Linked DNA regions of Homo sapiens: all the other regions are linked to region 1. The links are chromatin loops, found by intact Hi-C in ENCODE. Cell type or tissue: endothelial cell of umbilical vein. All regions are shown on one strand. Each heading gives the region's core, and the rest is flanking DNA. Links, peaks and the distances in the headings are about the cores only.

Region 1 (6,161 bases), core at 888-4,887:
AACAAGGACTTTGGAGTCAGACGGATGACATGGTAATTGTGGTACTTAACCTCTGTTATCCTTGGTATCTTTGTCTATGGAATGGAGTAATAAAAGCTATCTCAGAGAATTATGAATATGATAATCTTAAAGGAACCAAGGTCGCATTATTAAATTTTACTATCATTTAATTTCCAGATGAAAATAATTCTCAGAAACAAAACTTCTATTGAGTCATGGATTGAAGAGAAGGTAAATTTTAATAATTGTTTCTTCAATATTAAAAAAGTATATTAATAAAGGACTGGTAAAGTCCTGAATATTAATAAAGTCTGTTATTAGACCGGATTAACGAAAAGTGCCTAAAAGTGAAAACATGGCTGCCAAATGGCTACCGTAAGTCATTTGCATGCCACATAAAAGGTGAATATAGGAAACATTTTTGTTCATTCTGTAACTCCCACAGAAAGGTGCTTCTCATACACCCTGAGTGGTCGCAGAGGCCTAAGCCACACGTCAAACCATCTGTTTGTTGTCTCTTAGACTAGAGGAGAAAGCAGCCCATTTGGAAAGGAGCTTCCACCCTACCAAACTGCCATCAGGTTTTTCTCAGTGTTTTAGACATTCAATGAAGCTCCTAACATTTTGCTTGTCACAGACCTCACAATGTCCAATACTTCATACTGTCCATTGTGATTCTAGCATGAAACACAAATCTGACTACCCTGCTCTGTGTTTAAAACTTCTCAGAGCCTCACCATTCCTGTGGCAGGGGTTGAAACCCAAATACCTGCAGGGTCTGGGCAGATAACGTCCATGAAGGGGAGCAAGCCTGTATACCAAAGAATTGCCTGGCAGACCAAGCTGATTGTTGCCACAGGGGAATATTCACAATTTCCAAATTACAAAATAGGGAGAAGAATAGCATCGTTTTATATCTTTACAAATCTCTTTAGTATCTTTGACTTAAGAGAAGATGGTTGGATTCTCACTTCTGCATTCAGTCTGTTGAGATATGTTGCTTCGATTGAAGTATGTGAAGATCTAGCCTCACACAGATAAGTAGGTAGAAAAGGATAGAATATTTTAATAGGCCTTTTACATGATAATAGTGGATGTTCTTCCGTATTACATTGAAAACTTGACAAGTGATATTTCTTATCAATAAGATTTTTATACCTTTTTATTTTAAAACTCATCAGTCTATCTTGCTCTTTGAATTAATCTTTTACCAGTATGTGGTTTTATGTAACATCAGGCATCGGTCATTTGGCAAATACTAGTTTACTGTGTTATGTAGATTTTGCAAACGTTAAACACCTTTCATTATACAATATCCCAAAATTGCATTCACGTATATCAATATATCATTTTTATGAGAAAAAATCCTTAAGTATTGGAAAGCTGTCAGGCTCACAGTGGTAGATACAAGGTTTTTTTTTTTGTAATTCTAGTATACATTTGAAAGCCTTAATTTTTTACTATTAACCCATACTGTCAGTCATTTCCCTTGAAGTGACTGCCTGACTGTTCGTTTTTGAGAAAATGTTCACCAAGTCCTGAAGTCTGAATAACCTTAGTTTGCTATATTACTCATTCTTTCAAATAAGAATAGTGTTACATTAAAAAAGCTGGCTCTACAGCTTTTGTTAGCTTACAGCTTAACAACTATTTTCCTTGAGATGATCATTCTACTTGGGCACGCTTTATGTATACTTCTCATTTTGTCACACAGACTGTTAAAAATAAAGGACATCTCCTTGAGAGTTGAGATTTAATATTTAAAAACAATTTTTACTGCTTCATCAAGGACATTCTTACATGGAATTGCTCATAATGACTACCAACACAGTTTGGTGCCACTGCCTTGGTTTTTGCTAAGATGCCAACAGTTTTATTCACCATTGCAAATGTCAATGCAACAAAAAGACAAATAACATTTCAGTATTATTATGAAAATAGCTTGGCCTTGCTGACCAGCAAGAAAAAGTCCTGAATACTCAAAGTGATCTATAAAGCATGCTTTGAGAACCACTGATGTACAGGTTGAAGTCTGAGCTTCTTAGCTTCTACATAAGTAAGACCTTTTATGACTTCTTTTTTTGTTTTCTGGCGACGGAGTCTCGCTCTGTTGCCCAGGCTGGAGTGCAGTGGCACAATCTTGGCTCGCTGCAACCTCCACTTCCTGGGTTCAAGTGATTCTCCTGCCTTAGCCTCCCAAGTAGCTGGGATTACAAGGTGTATGCCACCATGCCCAGCTAAGTTTTGTATTTTTAGTAGAGACAGGCTTTCACCATGTTGGCCAGGCTGGTCTCAAACTCCTCACCTCAAGTAATCCACCCGCCTTGGCCTCCCAAAGTGCTGGGATTACAGGCGTGAGCCACTGCACCTGGCGGACTTCTTTTTATCTACTTCTCCAGCCTAATTTCCTACCCTTCTCTACCCTGTCTCACACTTGATACTAAATTACTCATAGTTTGTACATCTTATGCTTCTGTATCCTTGCACATGTTGTTCCCTCTGCCTAGAATGCTCTTCCCTCTCTTTTTGCCTGATTTCTTGCTTCTCAAGACTTAGTTAAGGTATTGTTTCTCCCAAGGACCCTTCCTGGATACTCCCTAGACTTGGCTAAGTACTTTTTGTTTCCTTTGTTCCCTTTTCCCATAGCATCTACCACACCCCTTCATCACCTTTTAACACACAATATTGATAGAATCCTAACTTCATTGAGTGTTTCTGTTAGGCAAAGACATGTCTTAGTCATTTTATAAATTCTCTTATATTTACCAGTTTTTCTTTGTAAATAGCCTAGAACTCTTTTCTTTGAAATTCAGTCCATTTTGAAGACTCTGAAGCTGTGTTTATAAAAAAGAAAATGAAATTATTCTTTACTTTCTGGGGAGGATGGATTTATATAACTTAATAGATTCATATGCATTATAGCTTAATAATTATTTTAGTAAATAGTTAACTTTAATATCACTCAACAAATAATTGCAACATTTTCCATAAAACATTGTCCCCTGATAATCAAATATTTCAAAGTATCATTTCTAATAAGCATAATAAATATATTGACATTAGATTAACATTTTTTTGTTTGTTTTTGTGGATGACCAAGGCTGCTTATAAACCGCCATGCTACATTTAGAAATTACCTCAGATGAGATTGAGTATGCTGAATGGTATGGCCATAGACTAGAAATTATTTCAGAACGGGCACTTTATTGCTGAGTAAAAAATTCAAACAAATGACCATATTAAATTTATAGGAAATGTATAGAAATTACCAGACACTATATACAACAAATTTGAAGGGATTTGTATACTTATTGTTAAAATAAATAATGTATCTTTGTACCACTAGGTGTCAGTGGAACTTAAGAAATCCAAAGCCAATTTATTTCCTCAAGTTAAAGCTAACAGTTTAAATGCCTGGAATATATGCAAGCTGAATAGTTATGTACATGCATAACATGTACATATAAATGCATATATAAATGAGTTATGTGTACATGTGTGATAGTATAAAAAAAGAAAGAAGATCTCCTGTATATATCTGCTAGCTTTAAAAAATGTTTTTCATAAAACAGCTCTCCTGTTACACCTTTCCTGGTCATTCCCATGGGCATCACTGCCACCCAGGATATAACTGTTACCCTCTGATACAACTGTTACATTCTGGTGCACCCCACAAAACAGTTCTATCTTGAATAAAACGGTTCCATCCTGAATAAACCTTTACCTTTCTCCTGAATCTGTTTATCTGCATCCCTTCTATATACCTGAATTGTTTTGTATTGCTGAACAACTAGGAGCATTGAGGACTTTTTATGTATGAGATAAAGTTAGCTAACTTTTAATAAGCCTTTATGAGTGCTTATTCCTAAAGAAACCCTGTCAGATATTTCCTAGGTAATCACATACAAGGCTGGTGTTCTATATCAAGTTCTTCCTATATTGTGATGAAGTTGTCTATTGCTTCCATGTACACTAATATTACAGCAAGGAGGAAGTATTTTTATGAATGTTAGAAACTTGAGAAATAAGTGTTCTCAATAACATATTACTGCAGGCCACTTAGACAGAGGCACCTGCCATCTTATATCTTTGTTACCCACAGGCTAAAGATCGAATTCAGTATTATCAACTAGATGAAGTCTTTGTTTTTCCATATGATATGGGAAGTAGATGGAGGAACTTTAAACAGGTATTTACGTGGTCAGGGGTCCCTGAAGGAGATGGACTTGAGTGGCCAGTAAGAGAAGGCTGTCACCAATACAGCTTAACAGTGAGTATTTTTGTTCAAATAGCCCTTCCTTTTTGCCTCGCCTTCTTTCCCTTAACTCCCCCTCAACTCAAGTGACATTTTGTAGTAAAATAAGTAATATGAATGTTTTCACTATGTCAAAATGAATCTAATAATTCTAAAGCACTCCTTGTATCATGTATCTCCCTTTATTTCAATATCTCCTTAATTCTCTATACCTGTGAGATAAAGTCCTGATCCCTTAACATAGTTTTATGAAATCTGGCCAAAAATTACCTTCCAACTTACAGTAGCATATGAATTCCTTATACATTCCTGTCACCCAACTTTGCCCACAATTTTTTCCATCTTATATGACCTCCACTCTATCTAAAATTATTAAGACTCGTTCCAGTCTTACCTCTTCCATAAAGTCTAACCTACCCCCATAGACTCATCTGAATGTGACATTTAATCACATACTACTCTATGGTAGCTCATGAAGTCTCATATTTTTATTTAATTCTGCTATCTTATATCTGTAACTTCATAAGATTCTAGGACAGAGATCATGAGTTATCTTTATTTCTCCTATTATATCTAATATAGTGCTATTTAATAGTAGCTATGTCAAATTAAGTTATGATGACTTTTATTCATTCAACTTCATTATTAAATGTTCTTCATTATTCATTTGTAGTTTGTCTGCCATGTCTCTACAGAATCAGTGAATCTCAGTGTTTTCACCTGAGAAGCTTCATGAGGGCGGAGAATATACTCCCTGATCCCTGGGCCACAGTAAGCACTCTAGGAATATACACAGATGAGGACATTAGAGAGTGAATAGCGAGAAGAAAACCTCACTCTCAGCCTCTGGTTCTTAGCATAGGGCCTTTTTTTCCATGCTAAAACAACCTGTGGCCTTTAAATTATCAGCAACTTGAAATGCTGGAAAATTGGGGTTTTGCCATATCACTCTGACAGTTGATGAGGAAAGGCGATTTTTCAACATTGAGACAAGAGACTTCATTTTTTTCTTTTTATTTCTTCCAAACAGATAGAACAGTTGAAACAAAAAGCAGATAAGAGAGTCAGAAGTGTAAGTACTTCTTTTGCAGTGGTAATTTTTTTTTCTTTTGTTAGGCTCTGTACTTCCATACAGTTTTTTTAATTGACTGACTAGAAACCAATTGTTGGCCTTTATTAAATAGTATTCCTTAATACATTTGTTGAAATTTGATGCAGTTAACTTTTGTTTTTATTTAAATAATTGGGACTAGAGGTTGGGAGGAATTTAGTCCATTTATATTGCCAACATAGGAAAATAATTATCCTCAATACAGCTCCTTAATGTGAAACCTATCCTTACAACTATGTTGTTGGATATGATGGCCACCAGCCACATGTGGCTGTTTTATTTAAATTTGTTAAAATTAAATCAATTTAAAAATTCAGTTTCTTGTTTGCATTCACTACATTGTAAGTGCTCACTCAGTAGCTACATGTGTCAAGTGCTGCTGCATTGGATACTACACATACAGAACATTTCCATCATGGCAGAATGTTCTTAGCCCTGCTCTAACTCTAATTCTTAGCTATGGGCTTGAAAAGAGGAGTAAGAAAAGCCTTGAGAACTAGAAACATTAGTTGCCTCCCAGGGAACTAGGTGGATGGGGAACTGGGAGGTTCCCCTAGAAGGGGAACTAGAAGGCTTGTCACTGGATATTTTGGATCTTGCTTTAAAATTTGAAATTCAGACTTAAAACTCAGATATCATGGGTGAATATTTAAAGGTTTCTTCTGATCACTGACGACAGGTTCGCTATAAAGTAATAGAAGATTATAGTGGTGCCTGCTGCCCTCTGAATAAAGGAATCAAAACCTTCTTCACAAGTCCCTGCACCGAAGAGCCTCGAATACAGCTGCAAAAAGG
Region 2 (5,271 bases), core at 1,086-5,085, 250 kb after region 1:
TTTGAATTCATTAAACATCTTAAAAATTCGACTTAAGCTTCTTTGTTGATGTGTTAACAATAACTCTTAGTTTTGCTTTCATAGTAGTTGCTTTAGGAGTTAAAGTATACATTTTTAACTTATTACAGTTTACCTTCAAGTATATTATACTGCTTGGTGCGTAAGATAAGAATCTTACAACAGAATACTTCTCCCTTCCTGGACTTTGTGCTGTTGTCATCATACATTTTATTTGTACATGTTATAAACCCCACAAAATATTGTTTTTGTTTGTGCATTAAGCAATCATGTTTTAAAAGAGTTTTAATGGCTGACATGGTGGCTCACTCTTATAATCCCAGCACTTTGGGAGGTCGAGGCAGGCGCATCACTTGAGGTCAGGAGATCGAGACCGGCCTGGGCAATATGGTGAAACCCCAACTCTACTAAACATACAGAAAAAAATTAGCTGGGCGTTGTGGCGGGTGCCTGTAATCCCAGCTACTCGGGAGGCTGAGGCATGAAAATTGCTTGAACCTGTGAGGAGGAGGTTTCAGTGAGCTGAGATCACGCCACTGCACCACTGCACTCCAGCCTGGGTGACAGAGCGAGATTCCATCTCAAAAATAAAATAAAATAAATTAAAATAAAAGGGTTTAAAAAATAAGAAAAATTATTTACCTACGTATTTGTGGTTTCTTAAGCTCTTAATTCCTTTGCATAGATTCAGAATTCCATCTGACAGCATTTTTTTTTTGCCTGAAAGACTTTCTTTAACATTGCTTATAGAACGGTCCTGCTGGTGATGAATTCTTTTGGCAATTCGATGTCAAAATATGTTTTTATTTTATTTTTTTGATATATATAAAAATATATAAAATGTACATACCATATATTAATATAAAAAGAACTCTTGATTGATAGGTTCTTCATTCAGTACTTCAGATGCTGCTCCACCATCTTCTGGTTTGCATTTTTCTGATGTGAAATCTGCTGTCATTCTTATCTTTGTTCCTCTGTACAGTAATGTCTTTTTTTTTCTCTCTGATAGCTTTTAAGATTTTCTCTTTATCAGTGGCTTTAGGCATTTTGATTGTGATGTTTCTTGGTATGGTTTTCTTCATGTTTCTACTGAGTTTGTTGAGCTTTTTGGGTTTATAAGTTTATAGTTTTGGTCAAATTTGGAAAGTTTTCATCAATTATTCTTTCAAATGCTTTTTTCTGTCCTCCCTAATCTATTCTCACCTCATATTTCTCATTTTCTTCAGGGACTACAATTGCATGTATACTAGGCTCACTGATACTCTACTTTTACTTTCAGTATTTTTCTTCCCTTAGTGTTTCATTTTGGATAGTTTCTATCACAATGCTTTCAAGTTTTTTTTTGTTTGTTTGTTTTTGTTTTTGAGACAGAGTCTCGCTCTGTCACCCAAGCTGGAGTGCAGTGGCACAATCTTGGCTCACTGCAAGCTCTGCCTCCTGGGTTCACGCCATTCTCCTGCCTCAGCCTCCCGTCAGGTTTTTTACTGTTTCTTTTTTAGTAATGTCTAACCTATTAATCCTGTGTGTGTGTGTGTGTGTGTGTGTGTGTGTGTGTGTGTGTGTGTCTGTGTGTGTGTGTTAGGGTGTTAAAAATCTTAGATGTGGTTTTATTATCTCCTAGATGTTTGGTTTGTGTCTTTTTTTTTTTTAAAGATTTTTCACATCTCTACTTCCCATGCTCAGTTTATTTTTTCTACTTGTTGAAAACATTGAATACAGTCATAATTACTTTCTTAATGTCCTTGTTCTCTTATTTTATCATCTCTGTCATTTCTGGGATGATTTCAATTGGTTGATTTTTTTTTCTCATTTCCTGCTTCTTTTCGCATGCCTGATAATTCTGTTTGGATTCCAGATGTTGCAAATTTTACCTTGTTAGGTGTTGGTTATTTTTAATTTCCTGTAAATATTCTTGTGCTTTGCTCTGGGACACTTTGTTCTCAAAAACGGTTTAATCCTTTGGTGGCTGGCTTTTAAGATTTCTAAGATAGAATCAGAGTAGCTTTTACATTAGAGCTAATTTTGCCCCACTACTGAAGCAAAACCATTTGAGTTGTGAATTATGAGGTTTTCCAGTCGGGGTGCCAGGATCAGGCACTATTTCTGGTCCTGTATAATCACTGGGTATCTTTCTACTCTGCCTTGTGGGAGCAGAATTAATTTCCTACCCTGTGCAAACTTTAGTAATTGCTCTCTCTTTTCTTCATACATGATTATTTCCTGCCCTTAGGTAGCTTCCTCACACACATGCTCTAATCAGCGGAAGACTGGAGTGAGATCTGTTGTAGATCTCCACAGCTCCTTCTTTCTCTGTGTAGCTTTCTCCTTTCTGATATACAACTCACAGTTCCAGCTGCTTTGGCCTCCCTGCTCTCCCAGTTCTATCTCTTCAACTCAGGGAGTCTGCCTAGCTCTTTTTGGCTGCTCCCTCTAGTTAGTAAATCAAGGCAATCATAGGGCTCACCTCATTTGTTTTCCCTCCTCAAGGACCACTGTCCAGCACAACGTTTAAAAGCCATTGTCTTATAAATGCCTGTTTGTTTTTGTTTTTAGTTGTTTTAGGCAGGAGAGTAAATTCAGTCCTGTTGCTCCATCTTAGCTGGCTAGACTGGATTGCTATAAATTTTAAACTATCTAAATAGTTGCATATATTTAGGGGGTACAAATCGATGTTATGACTTATGAATACAATGTGGAATAACTGAATCAAGCTAATTGACATATCCACCTCAAATACTTCTCAGTTTTCATGGTGAGAACTTTTGAAATGTACTCTTAGCGATTTTGAACTGTATAATACATTATTATTTACTATATTCACCATGCTGTGTAACATATAGTCCGAAGGGGGAAAAAAGCCCTTATTTCTCCTAACTGAGGCTTTTTATACTACAAGCCTTATTTGCTTCTTTTCATATCTCATTTTCCTCCTTAAAGGAAAAGGCACTCAGCCACTTTGGTAGAAATTACACAACATGGCCATTTGCAATCCCTGCCTCTCCCATTCGTAGTAAATCCTACATAGTCTTACAGATCTCATAAAAAGTCAGACCACACACATAACCTGATAGCCCACGCGCACATTCCCAACAGAGCCTGGAAGAGGGACAAGCTCCCGGATAAGCTGAATTTACACAAAGCAGAATGAGGTACCCACACACACTCACACACGCATGGCCTAGGCAGGGTAACCATCTGTCCAGGCGCTCACACACTATCTTTAGCCACACACAGGCACGCACACTCGAGTACACACATTACACCCTCGGATCCGCTCACGCTCCCTGAGGCTCGCAGGCCGGGCCCCGCCCCCGGCGCTGGCTAGCCGGCGGCCCCGCGTCAATGCCACGCGCCGGTTGCGTCATCAGGGTGCGCCACTGCAGCTGGCATTGGCCGGGACTGGAAGTGCGGGCTTCTGCAGCAGCCGAAGCTGGAGCTGCTAGGGTGCGAACTGCCAGGGCAGGTGTGGGCTGCGGGAGGCTACTCGGGCCGGGAGCGCCGGGACAAGTGCATGGAGGTGGTGCGACTCCTGCAAGTTGCTGGGGCAGTCGTGTCCCCTATTCCCTGACACCCGAGCTCCGGTCTTCTCCCTGAGAAATCGGTCGGGCTCGTGCAGGGGTGGGGATCAGGATTCATCTCTCCTGGGGAGACTGCGCTGGGGCATGGGTTCCCCTGGGTTGGAAGGAGTCCTTATGGACTCAGTCCCCTAAGTATCTGCACGCGCGGAGGCGCCGCCAGCCAGCCCGCCTGGGTCCCTAGGGAACATTGAGGCAGTAAGGGGTACTCTGAGAGCAGCCGGTATGCTGGAGATAATTAATGACAGCGTTACCATTGATTGGACTGAGCGCTCACTGTGTGTTACACACTGTGGTAGACCCTTTGTTTATATTATTCCGTCCTCTCAACAATCCAGGAGGTTAAGAGCTATCATTCTGCCCATTTTCCAGATGGGAAAACTAAGGCATAGAAGTTAACCAACTTATGGTAATAAAAAATCACACAGATGGTAAGCAGTGGAAGATTTAAACCTCACAGCTGGTCTTCCAGCCTCTGTCCTTTTCAGATCCTCTAGTCAGCTTCTCTCAGCGCATGCTGCTGGCTGGTGCCTCTGGGATATTGCTTCTTTATTACTCCTTGACCTAGAGCGAACTGTGCGGAGGGAGGAAGTGCAAAACGTGGACCTCCTGTTGGCACAAACGAGCCTCTTTGTCCTCTCCTCATCCTCTCTTCACTTCATTTTCTCAGGCAGCAGCGGCTCCCCTGTTGTATGGACATTCTGCACCCGAAACTGATAGCTGAGTCCTGAAGTTTTATGTTATGAAACAGAAGAACTTTCATCCCAGGTGCATTGGTTTATTCTCTCCCCTAGCCTGTTATGTTAGATTGTACTTATGTTAAATTTTTAAGGACATAGGTGGTTATGCCGAGAATAACAGTGACTGTAGCCAACCCATGTGGGGATTGTAAAGAAATTGGAATATGCCTTCCAAAGGAACACTGTTAATCTAGACATGACCTTTCAGGATTTTAAAGGAATAATTTTAGGCCAGGTGAGAAACAGCCAAAAGCAAAAATAATGTGAGGCTAGAGATTATGTTTGAAAGTTTTTATATTTTGGATTAATATCTATTCTAGGAGTTTACTCTTAGTGAATCTTTTTCCTTAGGGTAGAAAAAAGCTTATCGAAAAGGATGAAAACTTATACATCAGATATTTCAAAATAGTGTGCTTTTCTTTCAGAGCTTTGTAGCTTTGTATTACCTTTGTATTAAAAGTGAAAATGTTCTTTTAGGACATCACAAGAAAATTAAGATCTTAATTTAAGTACGGGAACTTAAGGGGTGCCCTAATTGCCTTAATTAAATAAACATGCCTTCCTTCTGCCAGGAACTATTCAATTAACAAAAATGAAATAAGAATAAGCTCTTATTTTCATTTGCAAATGACTATTCATAGCTATTTTGTTTGGATACAATTCATAGCTATTTTGTTTGGATACTATTTTGTTTGCATACTATGTTTTGTTTGGATACTATTCATAGCTATTTTGTGTGGATACAAAGGATACAATGTTGTATCCTTATATATTCAGGAAGTCTTAGAATACAAATGCTGATTTTTTTTTTTTCTAGTCAGGGAAGCCTAACTGTGTTCATATAAACACATCAAAGTCAGTTTTTACCTTGTGACTCAACATGGTAGAAGTCTGTCAGTTCATGTGATATCCCATTGTGGAGCAAAGTAATGTAG
Region 3 (5,271 bases), core at 1,086-5,085, 120 kb after region 1:
CAGATTCTCAGAGTATTCCTATTAAAATATCCAGATTACTTTGGAATTCTAATCTGTTCTATTTATTTAAAAACTCAGTTTACAAATATAAGAGCACAATTACTATTGAAAATGAAGTGTAGTAAGTGGCACAAAGTTCTGATGTTTGGCTGTCTAAACCCAACATGAATTTCAGAAATCATCAACCAAATCAAAGACCCTGCAGCAGCAGTCCCACTGCAACCTTCCCTGCCCGAGGAGAAGGGCAATGAAAAGATCGTGGCCATGGTGAGGGTGTGTTGGGATGAATCTCTGGAGAAAAGACCCAGTTTCTCTTCCATCAAGAAAACTTTACGAGAGGCCAGTCCCAGAGGGTGAGTTAGATGTGCAACAGATATTTGCTCTCACTCAGTTAACCATTAGGATTTTAGAGCTGCTGGGCATGGTGGCTCATGCATGTAATCCCAGTGATTTAGGAGGCTAAGGCAGGAGGATCCCTTGAGGCCGGGAGTTCAAGACCAGCCTGGGCAACATGGTGAGTTTCTGTATCTATAAAAAATAAAATAAAATAAAAAATTAGCCAGGCGTGGTGGTGTGAGCCTGTAGTTTGAGTTTCTTAGGGGGGCTGAGAATTGCTTGAGCCCTGGAGGTCAAGGCTGCAGTGAGCTATGATTGTGCCACTGCACTCCAGCCTGGGTGACAGAACGAGACCCTGTTTCTAAAAAACAAAACAAAACAAAATTAAATCTATATGGCCGTGATTGGTTCTATGTGACTCATTCCCTTCCTCCCTCCTCCCTTCCTCCATTCCTCCCTTCCTCCCTTCCTTCCTTCCTTTCTTCCTTCCTCATACACTCACTCAGTGCTTACCATACACAAAACACTGTACTACATGCTGGTTACAGTGGAGTGAGAAATTTTTCCTTTATTTCATAAATGCCACAAAAATGGATCAGATATTAATAATTCTACTGCCTTCTTTGTCTATCTCAGGTGTCACTAATCAATTAAGGCCCTTGTTTCCAGGGAGTTTTGACATGGCTTCAGAGTCTTTTTCAAATCAGCATTCCAAGGGTTAGGCTAATCAATTTGGACTGGACTGTGGGATAAAAATTACTCACCACCCATAGAGTAGGTTATGACTTAAATTACGCATTCCTCTCCAACAACTTTCTCAATAGTAGCTTCCTTTACACCAGATAATTGTATCATCTTTTAGTACATGAATTTAGGAAGACATGCCCATGTTAGAGGTAGCTTGAGTTGGTAGAAAGAGCCCCAGGCTAGGAATCAGGTGTCTACTCTTAATTTGGACCTTCAGCTATGCATTATTTAAAAAAACAAAACAAAACATTTTTTGGAGTCAGGGTCTGGCTCTGTTGCACAGGCTGGAGTGCAGTGGCATGATCTTGGCTCACTGCAATTTCTGCCTCCCGGCTTCAAGTGATTCTCATGCTTCAGCCTCCTGAGCAGCTAGGACTGCAGGTGTGTGCCACCATGCCTGGCTAATTTTTGTATTTTTAGTAGAGACAGGGTTTCGCTATGCTGGCCAGGCTGGTCTCAGACTCCTGACCTCAGGTGATCTGCCTGCCTTGGGCTCCCAAAGTGCTGGGATTACAGGCAAGAGCCACCGTATCTGGCCTCAGCTATGCATTCTTAACACAATAGCCCTGGGTTCTGCATTTCCAAGCTCGTAATAGTTTTTAAATTTTAAAAATCATTTTTAAATGATTTTTAAAATTAACAAATGAGGCTGGGTGTGGTGGCTCAAGCCTATAATCCCAGCACTTTGGGACGCCGTGGCAGGTGGATCACCTGAGATCAGGAGATTGAGACCAGGCTGACCAACATGGTGAAACCCCATCTCTACTAAAAATACAAAAATTAGCTGGGCGTGATGGCACACACTTATAACCCCAGCTACTCAGGAGGCTGAGACAGGAGAATCGCTTGAACCTGGGTGGTGGAGGTTGCTGTGAGCTGAGATTGCAGCACTGTACTCCAGCCTGGGTGACAGAGCAAGACGCCATCTCAAAAATGTAAAATAAAATAAAATTAAAATTAAAATTAACAAGTGAAACATTGTTTATATTTATGGTATACCATGTGATGTTTCGGAATACGTATACTGTGTAGAATGATTAAATCAAGGTAATTAACCTAAAGATACCTCTTAAGTAAGCTTAAGATACATCCCCATATTTTTTACTTAGAAAATATGGACCTCAATGTTATGACAAATCTATTTTCCTATGTGAGTCTAGGTCTCCTCATCTGAAGATGAGGAATTTAAATGAGTTCTCTGAAGACGCTTCGAAAACAAAGGACTAATAGAATCTAGAAGTGCCCTTACATTAGACCGTCTGAAAAGAAAGGAATGACCCATCCTGAAATCTGCATTCTCAATGTCTGTTGGGAGGTGGGGAATGGGCCATTGAAGGCCACCATTTGTTGAGTGCCTGTGGCCCTGGACGTGACCCTAGACACTTTATGCATGTTATCTCCCTACATCCTCAGAACAACAACGTGATCGTATGTACATGAGGTACGCGTGATTATCTTCATTTTCCAAATGAGTAAAGTGAGGCTCAGAGAAATGAAGGAGGCAGCTTAGAGGGCTGATGAAAGGCAGGCTCTGTCCTGTCACGCGGCTGCAATGCCATTGTCACTTCCCCGATGTCCGTTGGCAACCCTTAACTAGGACACCTGAAAGGCAAGCAATATTTTCCTGGAATGTGTAGCTGGAAGCTCTGTTCCACTGAGGCCCTAAGGGTCTTGGGAGAAAACATCAATGTCTGGTTTCTTTTAAAGTCATGTGAGCATACTGGCCAGTGTGATGAGCAAGCTGGAAGTGTATGCCAATTACCTGGAGGAAGTGGTGCAAGAGAGGACCAGCCAGCTGACTGCAGAGAAGAGGAAGGTGGAGAAGCTTCTGTCCACCAAAGTGCCCAGGTATTCGGAAGCACTGGGGCCTTGAAGCTGCGGCATCACCATCTAGCAGCCCCACATAGGGGGGATTATTTCCATGATTATTTTTCTAAGAGAATGTCAGGTTCTTCTAAAAGGGGTCAGGCATTTTTTTTTGTGCAGTTTGGTACACCTGTAAAGGGAGATAGAGGCAAACTCTCCTGAATCCATAGAAATAGAGGCTGTAGTCGGTCTTTTACGTGGAGGGTGGTGGATGCAGCAACAGGAGAGTAGCCACTAGATGGCGCCCTCGTTTCACGAGTCCGACTAATTGCTACCTCCCCTGTATTTGATTGTAGGTCCAAAACCTCCACACAGTTTAATATGTACCTGTGGCTTCACATTCAAATATTGCTTCATTTTTGGTTCTGTTTCTATATGTTCACTCTCTCAACACTTGGCAGAAGTATTTGCTGTTAAAATTCCCGTGCGCTTCTTGCATGTCTAGACCAAAGAAGTGGGGGCAGGGATTTTTAATGAGATTGGTTGACTGAAATGAAATTGATTTGTGGATTGGTGAATGATTATATTCCCTTCCACAACTGCAGAGTCTTTACACCCTAACTCTATAACCAATATACATAAAGAAAATCCTTTTTGTAAAGGCATTATGTGACCCTCTCTCCTACTCCCCCACAATTTATACACGTCAATTAAAATATCTCTTTAGAGAGAATGCAACTGGAGAAGTGGATGTTAAAAGAATTCCTCTAGAAAATGAATTTTGTTAACCAAAAGCTTAGCCATTGAAGCAAAAGGACCAATGAGGACAACTTTGCAGGAGTCTGTAGGAGATGAGATGAATAAGATCCCATTCAAAAATGATCCGTTTCTCTGGTTTCAGCTTCACTGGAGAACAACTACTAGCCGGAAGGTCCGTGGAACCAGAACATTTCGAATCTGTGACAATCTTTTTATCTGATATTGTTGGATTCACAAAGCTGTGTTCTCTCAGCTCCCCTTTGCAAGTCGTCAAGCTCCTCAATGACGTGTACAGTTTATTCGATCACATCATCACAACTTATGATGTTTATAAGGTGAGATGCCTCATCCTGACTGTGCGATCACGTGTGCTCCTTGCAGGCTGTCTCCGGGGCATGATGGAGAATGGAACTGATTCCAGACATCAGCCAGGAGGAAGCTCCATTTCAGTCTATGTCACTTCACGGCAGAAACTCAATATTTTATTTCTGTTTGTTTTCTTGGAAAAGGTCTTGATTAGTCACAGATGTATGTGCTTGTCAAAACTCACCAGTTTCCTCTGTTTCCTTCCATTATTTTATCTCACAGTAAACACTTTTTAAAAAGAGGCATTGACCTTCCACTGGCTAATTCCTTCCCGTCTTTCCTAAATACATTTCCTTCAGAGGCAGAGAGGCTCCTGTTTACTGTCCTTCAAAGGTTGTCCTTGGATCTTGTGTGGGTCTCACCTCTGTTGTCCTGATCCTTAGCAATTAAGAGTGAAGAAAGATTCCCACTTTTAGACTATCAGACTTGTGACTAAAAGCGGGGCAGCAACAATTCCCTGCCGGGTGCTACTGTGGGAGATAGAAGGACACGGTCACCTGGAGTGAAAACCATTTTTGATGGGGAAAACAGAAATGTTTTGGCTCTTCATGACTGCCGGGTGGTGGTGGTGATGAGGGCTGCTTTCTGTGTGTTCTGACTCTTTAGAAGGGGTCAGCCCATGACTCTAGGGACAGTACCGTGTGCCTGTGCTCATACATGCCTGGTGGGCAGCCACAAGTGCACCAGCACTGACCACAATCCCAGGGCCCTGTCTCTGCCTGTGGACCTGGGGATAGCGAGATTTGGGGGACAGTGTGGTCATATGGTCACATATCTCAGTGACACAGTGACACGTCTTCAATGTTTATCTCCCAGTGTTCCCCACAAATGATGCCTCTGTTCAAGGGTGAAAGAAAGGATGGTATAGATAACCTTTAAGAGTAGATCACACACACCCAACAAAATCAGAACCTGCCCTGCTTAGGAGGATATCTTCTGGGATTTTCCTCTTAGTATTACCTTCTCAGTTGTGTTTTGCTTGAGCTCATATTAAAACTTAGTTTGTATTTCTAAAGGACGTTACCACGGTGGGGAGAGGAAACCCGGAAGCAGGTGAGGCTTGTCGAATAGTTGACTTTGCGTAATTTCAGGGTCACCAGGACAGAGGTGTTCTTACTGTCTGGCTAATGCCTGAAATTCAGCCTTTACCACATCATCTTTGGATTCTGCTAAAATGCAAATGTATCTGGAAAGGGCTGTAACTTTAAGCTTCTACTTGTCATTTATTTCTCTATTGTGAATGACAGATCTGAAAGC

Evidence for each region. Hi-C counts contacts between places; a loop is a spot of excess contacts. Peaks named below come from ENCODE experiments on the same cell type or tissue, not always from the same donor. Only the 100,000 strongest peaks of a DNase experiment are listed, where the experiment ranks them.
Region 2: it touches region 1 in a loop (5-fold over the local background); 60 of 110 quality-filtered maps call a loop at or near these places.
Region 3: a loop joins it to region 1, with 8 times the contacts of the local background. A loop is called at or near these places in 50 of 110 quality-filtered maps.

The regions. Positions count from the first base shown.
Region 1 is chr10:112,432,406-112,438,566 of GRCh38, reverse strand. ZDHHC6 (zDHHC palmitoyltransferase 6) reads left to right here. Exons shown (of 11, transcript NM_022494.3): 6 at 178-231; 7 at 4,103-4,270; 8 at 5,286-5,327; 9 at 6,046-6,161. Among named protein-coding and RNA genes, the nearest start is that of ZDHHC6, 11 kb to the left of the region's middle. In endothelial cell of umbilical vein, for the core only: no CTCF peak of the experiment used is centred there; a DNase peak (open chromatin) is centred at 3,376.
Region 2 is chr10:112,181,887-112,187,157 of GRCh38, reverse strand. It overlaps GPAM (glycerol-3-phosphate acyltransferase, mitochondrial), which reads left to right and starts at 3,393. Exons shown (of 22, transcript NM_001244949.2): 1 at 3,393-3,465; 2 at 4,267-4,364. RefSeq lists a silencer at 3,246-3,475. In endothelial cell of umbilical vein, for the core only: no CTCF peak of the experiment used is centred there; a DNase peak (open chromatin) is centred at 3,367; H3K4me3 peaks cover 1,274 bases; H3K27ac peaks cover 371 bases.
Region 3 is chr10:112,312,961-112,318,231 of GRCh38, reverse strand. It overlaps the pseudogene GUCY2GP. Among named protein-coding and RNA genes, the nearest start is that of MIR6715B, 16 kb to the right of the region's middle. RefSeq lists a silencer at 3,166-3,275. In endothelial cell of umbilical vein, for the core only: a CTCF peak has its summit at 3,179 (motif pointing right); DNase peaks (open chromatin) are centred at 3,191 and 4,261.